Linked DNA regions of Homo sapiens: regions 1 and 3 are each linked to region 2. Evidence: chromatin contacts called from ENCODE Hi-C or POLR2A ChIA-PET data. All regions are on one chromosome and are shown on one strand. Each heading gives the region's core, a stretch centred on a gene start or an enhancer-like site at or near the end of the contact. The rest is flanking DNA. Distances are from core to core; before and after follow the strand shown.

Evidence for each region. Hi-C counts contacts between places; a loop is a spot of excess contacts on that map. ChIA-PET counts read pairs that join two places held with the same protein, here RNA polymerase II (POLR2A). Pooled maps may share reads with other maps.
Region 1: a loop to region 2 is called in a pooled map, with 4 times the contacts of the local background. The contact joins the promoter of NAGS here to the promoter of CCDC43 in region 2. A Hi-C loop is called at or near these places in 5 of 50 pooled maps. POLR2A ChIA-PET finds 5 or more read pairs at or near these places in 2 of 52 experiments (B cell and activated CD4-positive, alpha-beta T cell).
Region 3: a loop to region 2 is called in a pooled map, with 5 times the contacts of the local background. The contact joins the promoter of HROB here to the promoter of CCDC43 in region 2. A Hi-C loop is called at or near these places in 2 of 50 pooled maps. POLR2A ChIA-PET finds 5 or more read pairs at or near these places in 2 of 52 experiments (OCI-LY7 and naive thymus-derived CD4-positive, alpha-beta T cell).

What each region holds. Positions count from the first base shown.
Region 1 is chr17:44,002,898-44,006,041 of GRCh38, reverse strand. NAGS (N-acetylglutamate synthase) reads right to left here and starts at 1,420. Exons shown (of 7, transcript NM_153006.3): 1 at 953-1,420; 2 at 131-405; 3 at 1-18. The coding sequence starts at 1,378. It also overlaps a transcript of PYY not described here. RefSeq lists an enhancer at 1-497.
Region 2 is chr17:44,688,489-44,691,782 of GRCh38, reverse strand. CCDC43 (coiled-coil domain containing 43) reads left to right here and starts at 2,007. Exons shown (of 5, transcript NM_144609.3): 1 at 2,007-2,233. The coding sequence starts at 2,030. LOC105371792 (a long non-coding RNA gene) reads right to left here. Exons shown (of 4, transcript XR_007065769.1): 4 at 2,770-2,842. It overlaps LOC124904010 (a long non-coding RNA gene), which reads right to left and starts at 2,002. Exons shown (of 2, transcript XR_007065770.1): 1 at 1,929-2,002; 2 at 1,473-1,788. RefSeq lists enhancers at 1,877-2,016, 1,685-2,274.
Region 3 is chr17:44,139,922-44,143,387 of GRCh38, reverse strand. It overlaps HROB (homologous recombination factor with OB-fold), which reads right to left and starts at 1,458. Exons shown (of 10, transcript NM_001171251.3): 1 at 1,243-1,458. The coding sequence starts at 1,245. RefSeq lists silencers at 633-927, 1,174-1,233 and an enhancer at 1,534-1,703.

The DNA of each region.
Region 1 (3,144 bases), core at 171-2,670, 690 kb after region 2:
GAGACGATGCCGCCGTAGCTGTGGGCCAGACGTGGTGCTCGAGAGGGCCCCCTCCAGGCCTGCCGGACGGGGCAGGGCGGGCAGAGTAGCACGCTCTGAGGACGCCTGGGCGGGCAGGGCGGGCACTCACCTGGCATGGGGAGCCGGCTCGGCAGCGCGTAGCACAGACCCGCCGCCAAAAAATGGCACAGCAGCGGCGGCGTTGTGTCGAAGCGCGTCTACCAGCACCTTGCAGCTCTTGGCCAGCTGCGCCTTGGCCTCCCAGAAGGAAAGACAGCCCGAGGGAGCCGTAGGGGCCGGCAGCCCCAGGACCACCAGCGGCTTCATGTCCATGCGCTGCAAGAAGGCCAGGGCAAAGGCCAGACTGGATACGCCCTGCTGGCACTTGAGCACCTCCTCGTCCACCTGCGGAGGAGTGGGCTTTCAAGGAGCGTGACACGGACCTGAGCCGCTGGCTCCCACAGCCTGGCCTGCAGGGCCGTCTCGGTGACCCTACCCTTCCAGAAGCTGTCAGGACCCAGTTCTGGCCACCAGTGCCCACCTGCTCCGCCCTTTGCCCCGTTGGGTCTTGCCACTCCCTTGTCTCACGCTGGGGTACCTCCCGCCCTCCTCCCTCCGACCTTGGACTCCGGGACATCTTTGGGGGAGGGGCAGTGCAAGCGGCTCCTGTCCAGGTCCTTCTGAACCCCTAACTGCGCCCATGTTGGGGGCCTTCTTCAGAGCATCACACCTGGCGGGTGGGGTCCCCCAGGATCCTCACTCGGGCTGGGCGGGAGGCTTCCGGAGGAGCTTACGGCCTCTCCCATTCCCGGCGGCGCTGGTCTGGGCCCTGCCGGGCTCCTTCCCGCTTCCGCTGCGCAGAGCCCGCAGCGTATCCTGCCATGCCTGAGGACAGGTGGCCGCACAACCCCATCCCCTCGCTGCGTCACGGCCCACGCCGGGCTCCGCTCACCTCGATGACGGCGAAGGGCTTGTCCGCGGAGTGATGGCAGGTCTGGAACTGCGTGAGCCAGTGGCGCGCCTCCCCAGGGCTGGCCCCGCACTGGTTCAGGAAGGCCTGGATGTCCCGCTGCACCAGCGAGCGGCCCGAAGGAGGCTCTGGGGACTCGTGGGGCACCGGGGGCCTGGGACTCGGCACCCACGACGGCTCCTCGGCGACGGGCGACTGGGAGACGTCGTCCGCGCCCGCGTACTCCTCGGGCGGGGGCTGGGGCTGCGACCAGGCGGTGCTGAGCCGGCGCCCCGGGCTGGTGCCCCTCGCCGCCCGCCGCCGCGCGCCACAGCTCAGCCTTCGGGCGCCCCCAGTGCCTCCCCGGCCTCTCAGCCTCGGGGCTACAGCAGCTGCCCGCAGAACCACAGCCATCAGCGCCGTCGCCATGACGACAACCAACTCTTGCCCCCCAAGAGTGGCAGTCTGTCTGGAGCGTCTGGCACTGGGGGGCTCTTAACTTGCCGTTGGGCGGGGCTGGACCTGGTCGGGGCGGGGTCCGGACAGGGGACCAGGAGTCTCCTCTGGGTGCGTTTGAGGAGGGTCAGGCCATGAGTCAGGGGGCGGGGCCACTAGGCTCCCCCGCCCCTGGAGGAACTGAACCCACTATCGGTCATGGGGCCGAGACTAAATGTGGCGGGTTGTCTTTAATCTGCTGCCAAGGTAGGTTCCAGGGGCGGCTTTGGGAGTCTGCAGGGCCTTGGATGATTGGCATTCTGACCAGAGAAGAAGGGACTGTAGGTGGCTTTGAGCACAGGGCTGGGCAGGGGGCTGGAAGGAGGGCGCTGGAAAGAGTAGAAGAAGGGGGGCAGTGGGAGGGCGGGGGCGGGTGGTGCTGGCCTTGTCTGTCCTGTTGCCTGAGCTCAAAAAAGATCCTAATGAATGACCATGAGGTTACCAGGGTTTGCCAAACTCCAGTCACTGGGTACCAGCTTGAGGAATTCTGTGATATCCTCAAAACACCCCTCAAAACTTATAATACTTTAGTGTTAATGCTTTTCTTTATCGAATATCACATCTGGTAAAAATAAAATAAAATAGAGTTTTTTATTTTGGTTTTTGAGATAGGGTCTCACTCTGTTGTTGCCCAGGCTGCAGTACAGTGGTGCAATCATAGCTCACTGCAGCCTCCACCTCCCAGGTTCAAATGATCCTCCTGCCTCAGTCTCCCTAGTAGCTGGGACCACAAATGCACACCACCATGCCCAGCTGATTTAAAAAAAAATTATTTTTTTTGAAGACGGGTGTTCACCATGTTGCCCAGACTGTTCGTGAACTCCTGAGCTCAAGCAGTCCTCCCACTTCTGCCTCCCAAGGTGCTGGGATTACAGGTGTGAGCTACTTCACTCGACCTCTGTAACCCTTTTTTTTTTTTTTTTTTTTGTTTGTTTGTTTGTTTGAGATGGAGTCCCACCCTATTGCCCAGGCTGGAGTGCAGTGTTGCGATCTCGGCTCACTGTAATCCCCGCCTTCTGGGTTCAAGCGATTCTCCTGCCTCAGCCTCCTGAGTAGCAGGGATTACAGGCAGACACCATCACACCCGGCTAATCTTTGTATTTTTAGTAGAGACAGGGTTTCACCATGTTGGCCAGGATTGTCTCAAACTCCTGACCTCGTGATCCACCTGCCTCAGCCTCCCAAAGTGCTGGGATTACAGGCGTGAGCCACCACGCCCGGCCCTCTTTAACCTTTTTAAACTTAAAGTTTATCCATGTTAGGTCTGTAACTAGGCCAGTATCACTTGCCATAAGCCTTAAGAATCAAGTGAGGAGGCGGGTGGGTCATTTGAGGTCAGAAGTTCAAGACCAGCCTGGCCAACATGGTGAAACCCCATCTCTACTAAAAATACAAAAATTAGCCAGGCAGTAGTGGCATGTTTCTGTAATCCCAGCTACTCAGGAGGCCAGAGAATCACTTGAGCCTGGGAGGAGGAGATTGCGGTGAACTGAGACTGTGCCACTGCACTCCCGTCTGGGCGACAGAATGAGACCCTGTCTCAAAAAAATTAAAATTAAAATTAAAATCAAAATTAAAAAAGAATCAAGTGAGAGGAAAACAATGTTATTACATTCCATTATATTCCATCTGCATAGCTTGCCTGCTTTCTTGGTAACATGGAAGGTTAGCAGGTGCCATGTGTTAAAGATACCCTAGCA
Region 2 (3,294 bases), core at 758-3,257:
ATACAAACTCCTTTCCTTCTTTTTTTGTTGTTATCCCCTGAATATCTTCTATTTGAATCCTGTAGCTCAAGCCATACATGACTCTCTGGAGGCCCCCTAGCAAGCCTTTGAATTCACAGTTCCCCTGCATCTGGATCTACCCCCTTTTTCCCTCCAGTCCCTTTATGTAAAGAACTCCTACCATTCTTCAAGAAAGTTCAAGCATCATCTCCACTGGGAAGCCTTCCTGGATTTCCTATGAACCTCTCCCCACCTGCTTCCAACTCCACTCCAACAGGTAAAGTTAACTCAATCTTCTAGGCATCCTACTGCAATCTCCGCTAGATAAAGCTCCATTAAAACATTTATATCACTATATTGTCATCATTTGTTTAAACATGTCTGTTCCTAATGGATTAAAAACCCCTGAGGACATATATTTTGTGACATTCATTTTTGTGTTTTCAGTGCCAGCAACAATGCCATACTGAAGGTACTCAGTACATATTTGAGGAAGGAGTTAGCCAGGACCTTGCCAGCTTCCTCTGCACTTCAGCTAAAGCCAACCAAATTCTTGGGTAATTCATTCCAGCCCAGAGCCAGGTGTTTTGACGTCAGCTGAAGCTCTCATAACTCTGCCAAAGAAGAGTTCTTGCCACTGGTTAGGCGCCCTCTAGTTGTGTGACTCTCTCCATATCTGTCTCCTTATCTTTAGTGATTTTGTTTGTTCGTTTGTTTGTTTGTTTTTGAGATGGAGTCTCACTGTCGCTCAGGCTGGAGTGCAGCGGCGCGATCTTGGCTCACTGCAACCTCCGCCTTCCGGGTTCCAGCGATTCTGAGTAGCTGGGATTACAGGCCCGCGCCACCACACCTGGCTTTTGTTGTTGTTGTTGTTTGTTTTGAGACGGAATTTCGCTCTTGTTGCCCAGGCTGGAGTGCAATGGCACGATCTCTGCTCACCGCAACCTCCGCCTCCTGGGTTCAAGCGATTCTCCTGCCTCAGCCTCCCACGTAGCTGGGATTACAGGCATGTCCCACCACGCCCGGCTAATTTTGTATTTTTAGTAGAGACGGGGGTTCTCCATTTTGGTCAGGCTAGTCTCGAACTCCAGACCTCAGGTGAGCTGCCCACTTTGGCCTTCCAAAGTGCTGGGATTACGGGAGTGAGCCACCGTGCCCGGCCTTATTTTTGTATTTTTACTAGAGACGGGGTTTCACCATGTCGGCCAGGCTGGTCTCGAACTCCTGACCTCAGGTGATCCACCCGCCTCGGCTTCCCAAACTGTTGGGATTACAGGCGTGAGACATGGCGCCCGGCCTGTCTCCTTATCTTTAAAATGTGGACAATAAAAGCATCTCCCCACAGGGCTGTAGGGAGGATTACAAGAGATAATGCATGAAAAGCTTTTGGCACAGTGCCTAGCAGAGGGTGGGGTACGCTTCTCAAAGAATAGTCCCGTGCACGCGTTGAATCAATGAGTGGAAGAAATAACTTGAGGTTGCCTGTTTATTTACTGAGTGCCTACCATGGAATCAGGGAAGGTTTTCTGCAACCTTTACTTTGACAGGGAAGGGCTTGTACAGGTGAAGGTGGTAGCCGTCGGTAGCGACGACGAGGGTATTCCAGGCTGTCAGGAGGTTCTTGCCAGACAGCTGTGTGGGAGTGGGCGGCCAGCATCCCCCGAAAGCGCGGGGAAGGCAGCTCGGTCGGGTGGAGGAAGCGATGGCATCCACGCTGAGCTCCAGTCCTGGGTAGTTATTAGCCGCGTGACTTTGGCCAAATTACTGCACCTCTCTCAACTTCCCGAACTGTAGAATGAGTCTGTTAAGAATACTCACATGCCAAGCATCTTGTGAGATCACGCGACCGCACGTATGCGAAGACGCGCTTCATCTAGAAAGCACAAAACTCTCAAGCCGGCCGACACGGCTGCGCTCTTTGCACTTACGGGCCTGGGCTTCCTCTTCAGGCATGCGCGGTGGACCTGCGGCGCGGCCCGTCAGGCACTGCGGTAGGCGCCCTAGGGGCTTGCAGGACCCTGACCCCAAGATGGCGGCGCCCAGCGAAGTGGCCGCGATAGCCCCTGGCGAAGGCGATGGCGGAGGCGGCGGCTTTGGCTCCTGGCTGGACGGACGGTTGGAGGCACTGGGAGTGGACCGAGCCGTTTATGGAGCCTACATCTTGGGTATCCTGCAGGAGGAGGAGGAAGAAGAGAAGCTGGACGCTCTGCAGGGGATCCTCTCTGCTTTCCTGGTGAGTAGCCTGGACACATTCCTTCAGCCTCTGGCCAGCATCTGAGGACCTGTCAGTACTTTGCACCCTCCCTCCCCTACCGGGTATCCCAGAGGCTCAGTGGTCTCACCTGGGAGAGGTATACTCCTCTGATATCTGGGCGGCGGGGGAAGGAGGTTGCTCCCCAACCAGGTGTGGGAAGCCTGAAAGCTGCAGGTACACAGAGAGGAAGGGCTTTCTCGTATTCTTGGGGACAAGGCCCTCTCCGATGCTTGTGAGTGAGCCGAGGAGGGTTCTTCCGAAGGCATTGAAATGTCAGAATGGGAATGTTATCATAAATATCTGACGACCAATTCCATTTCCATCCGTTTACAGTGTTCACTGGGGGTATTAAAATGCTCTTGGGAGGTCTGTGCCTATTACAAGGCAGTTCCCAGGGCTGTCCCATGACAGAAGCCTGCAGGAAGTGCCCTTTTGATTCTTATATGGATGTAGGAGTCCATAAAAGGTAAGCTGGTGGTAGAAGTCTTTTCATGCCCACGCAGAACTGAAGCAAACGTCGTGCTTGATCCATTACAGTATTTACAGTAATCATTGGTGGTGGGAAGGAGGGTATGAGAGAGATCAGAGCTTTAACGAAGAGAGAGAAACTTAGTCCTTAGCCTGTTAGAAGCAAGGTATTCAGAAATGTGTACTTTAAGCTATGTTTACATAGTAAGTCACCCAGATGTCCACTTTTTCAACCTGATCATTTCTGCTGCCTTCATCTTCACTTCCCACACCTCCAACATACACACTTATTAGACTGGTTATTACAGATTAAATTGGTTGTAGGTGCTACCTGTGGCTGTCTAACAAATTGTTTCCTTTTAAATACAAGCTTAAAAATAAAATTTACTTGAATCATCACTAAATGCTGTAGAAGCTAGAGTTGTCTCTGCATTCATGGATTAGAGGAGATCCTGGATACCTGATTGCTACTGTGAGAGCCACCTGTCTGTCCATCAAAGGCTTTATCCTCTGGCATTTATTACAATGGACAGGTTAGAAAAATGGGTTCTTTGTTATTCTCAAAACCAATT
Region 3 (3,466 bases), core at 209-2,708, 550 kb after region 2:
ACAGGCGTGAGCCACTGCGCCCAGGCTAATTTTTAAATTTTTATAGATACGGGGCCTCACTACATTGCCCAGGCCAGTCTTGAACTCCTGGGCTCAAGTGATCCTCCCACTGTGGCCTCCAAAGTGCTGGGATTATAGGTGTCAGCCACAGGCTGGGCATGGTGGCTCACTCCTGTAATCCCAGCACTTTGTGACGCCAAGGCGGGTGGACCACCTGAGGCCAGGAGTTCAAGAACAGCCTGGCCAACAAAGTGAAACCTCGTCTCTACTAAAAATAGAAATAAGTTAGCTGGGGTGGTGGTGCCCGCCTGTAATCCCAGCTTGTTGGGAGTCTAAGGCAGGAGAATTGCTTGAACCTGGGAAGTGGAGGTTGCAGTGAGCGGAGATCGCACCACTGCACTTCAGCCTGGGCCACAGAGTGAGACTCTGTCTCAAAAAAACAAACAAACAAAAACAGGTGTCAGCCACGGCCCCTGGCTTGGGCCTAAGGATTTTGCAATATCCCAAAGGTTTCGCCTGACCAATCTTATGTCAAACATAAGAGAAACTACCATAAATCCAAACATGTCTGCACAGTGGCATTGTTTCTGCAAATGAAGCCAGTAGTTTCCCTACCTAATCCAAGGCCCAAAAACTAGGGTCCCAGGAGAGTAGGATGCCCCAGTCCACGGTTCCTTCTTTCTAGCCAGCAGGGCTGCTGTAGCCAGTTCCTGATGAGTGTCAAACCCAGATCAGAGGTGGTGCCTAACCCCAGATGCCAGAGCCGCAGGAGCTACAGCTGGCGATACAGTTCCCAAGACTCTAAGGGTCAGAGTGAAAGGGGTGGGCGGGAGACGACGGTTGCAGTGAGCAGAGATCACGCCACTGCACTCCAGCCTGGGCGACAGAACGAGACTTCGTCCAAAAAAAAAAAAAAAAAAAGTAGAAAGTGTGGGGCGGGGAGGGGAAAGGGATGGACCCAAGCGGTAGTGACGTCTGAGCGCACTGGAAAGGGGGGTTTCCCAGGAGGGTAGGAAGGCAACAGGAGGGAAACTGAGGCCCGGGGGAGGAGAATGCTTTCTCAGGGTCTCCGGCGCGTCCATGACAAGCCCTGACGACAGCCCAGGTCTCCCGACTCCGCCGAACCCCCACCCAGACCCCGGTCCTGCAACTTGCGCGGGCGAGGGGCTGGAACCCCATGAGCAGTTCCGGAGGCCAGGGGGCCCTGCGGCCCGCCAGCCCCCAAGCTGGGCGCGGCATTACCATAGCGACGGCGGGTGGGCCTCGGCGGGGAGGTTGGCCCGGCACCCCGAGTCCGGGGAGTCGCCGGGGCCTTGGACACGACCCAGGTGGAAGTCTCGGACTCCGAGGGACAGTGCTTCCGGGCTGGGGTCAGAGGGATGAGTCTCTGCGATATAGGGAAAGTCGCCAGGAGACTGGCGGCAGGCGCCTTAGGCCGCATTCGAAGACGCCGCCACTGGGGCGTCTCCGCCTTCTTAAAGGGGCAGGCATATTTCTTTCCCGCCGACACAAAGGGCCTTCTCACTGTAGTCTTCCGCTCTGGTCTTAAAGGGGAAACGGATGGGCTCTCGGTCGCCCCCAAGCGGCTCCTCTTCCCAGTCGGCTGGTTCAGCACTGGTTCAGGTGAGATCAAGCATCTTGGCCCCACGATGCCTAATCCTGCCCCCGCCCCTTTCTTTTCCGTTCTTTTTTTTTTTTCTTTTTTAAACCGAATCTCGCTCTGTCGCCCAGGCTGGAGTGCAGTGGCGCGATCTCGGCTCACTGCAACCTCCGCCTCCCGGGTTCAAGCGATTCTCCTGCCTCAGCCTTCGAAGTAGCTGGGATTACAGGCGTAAGCCATGGCGCCCGGCCTCCCTGCTTGACTTAATACTGCTTCAGAGCAAGACTGTGGCTTTTCACCTTTGTGAACCAGCATGTGGCACATTGAAGACACTCAGAAAATGAGTTTGTTTTTGTTTTGAGACTTACTTTACTCCCTTACCCAGCCCGGAGTGCAGCGGCACAGTCATGGCTCACTGCATCCTCCACCTCTTGGGCCCAAGCAGTCCTCCCACCTCAGCCTCCTGAGTAGCTGGGATCACAGGCACACACCACCAAACCCAGTTAACTTTTTTTTTTTTTGACACGGAGTCTCACATTGTTGCCCAGGCTGGAGTGCAGTGGCACGATCTTGGCTCACTGCAACCTCTGCCTCTCAGGTTCAAGCGATTCTCCTGCTTCAGCCTACCAAGTAGCTGGGATTACAAGTGCCCGCCACCACGCCCGGCTAATTTTTTTTTTTTTTTTTTTTTTTTGAGACAGTCTCGCTCTGCAGGACAGGCTGCAGTGCAGTGGCATGATCTCGGCTCACTGCAACCTCTTCCTCCTAGGCTCAAGCAATTCTCCTGCCTCAGCCTCCCGAGTAGCTGGGATAACAGGCATGTGCCATCATGCCTGGCTAATTTTTGTATTTTTAGTAGAGACAGGGTTTCACCATGTTGGCCAGGCTGGTCTCGAACTCCTGACCTCAGGTAATCTGCCCGCCTCTGCCTCCCAAAGTGCTGGGATTACAGACGTGAGCCACTGCGCCCAGCCACGCCCAGCTAATTTTTTGTATTTTTAGTAGAGACAGGGTTTCACCATGTTGGCCAGGATGGTCTCGAACTCCTGACCTCAGGTAATCTGCCCGCCTCTGCCTCCCAAAGTGCTGGGATTACAGACGTGAACCACTGCGCCCAGCCACGCCCAGCTAACTTTTTGTATTTTTAGTAGAGACAGGGTTTCACTATGTTGCCCAGGCTGGTCTTGAACACCTGACCTCGTGATCCACCCGCATTGGCCTCCCGAAGTGCTGGGATTATAAACGTGAGCCACTGTGCCTGGCCTAAGCCCAGCTAATTTTTTTATGTTTATTTGTTGTAGAGATGAAGGCTCCCTATGTTGCCCAGGCTGAACAAGTGTTTGTTGAATGACTTGATGCCATTTGTCAGGAGGGAGTGCGAATGGCTGGGCAACTCAATGCTCACTTCCGCGGTGGCTCTTGCCTGTAATCTCAGCACTTTGGGAGGCAGAGGCGGGCGGATCACAAGGGCAGGAGATCGAGACCATCCTGGCTAACATGGTGAAACCCCGTCTCTACTAAAAATACAAAAAAATTAGCCGGGTGTGGTGGCGGGCGCCTGTAGTCCCAGCTACTTGGGAAGCTGAGGCAGGAGAATGGCATGAACCCGGAAGGCGGAGCTTGCAGTGAGCCGAGATCACGCCACTGCACTCCAGCCTGGGCAACAAAGCAAGACTCCGTCTAAAAAAAAAAAAAAAAGAAATTAGCCGGGCATGGTGGCGGGCGCCTGTAATCCCAGCTACTCAGGGGACTGAGGCAGGAGAATGGCTTAAACCTGGGAGGCGGAGGTTGCAGTGAGCTGGGATCATGCCACTGCATTCCAGCCTGGGCAACAAAGTGAGATTCTGTCGCAAAAAAAAAATTAAA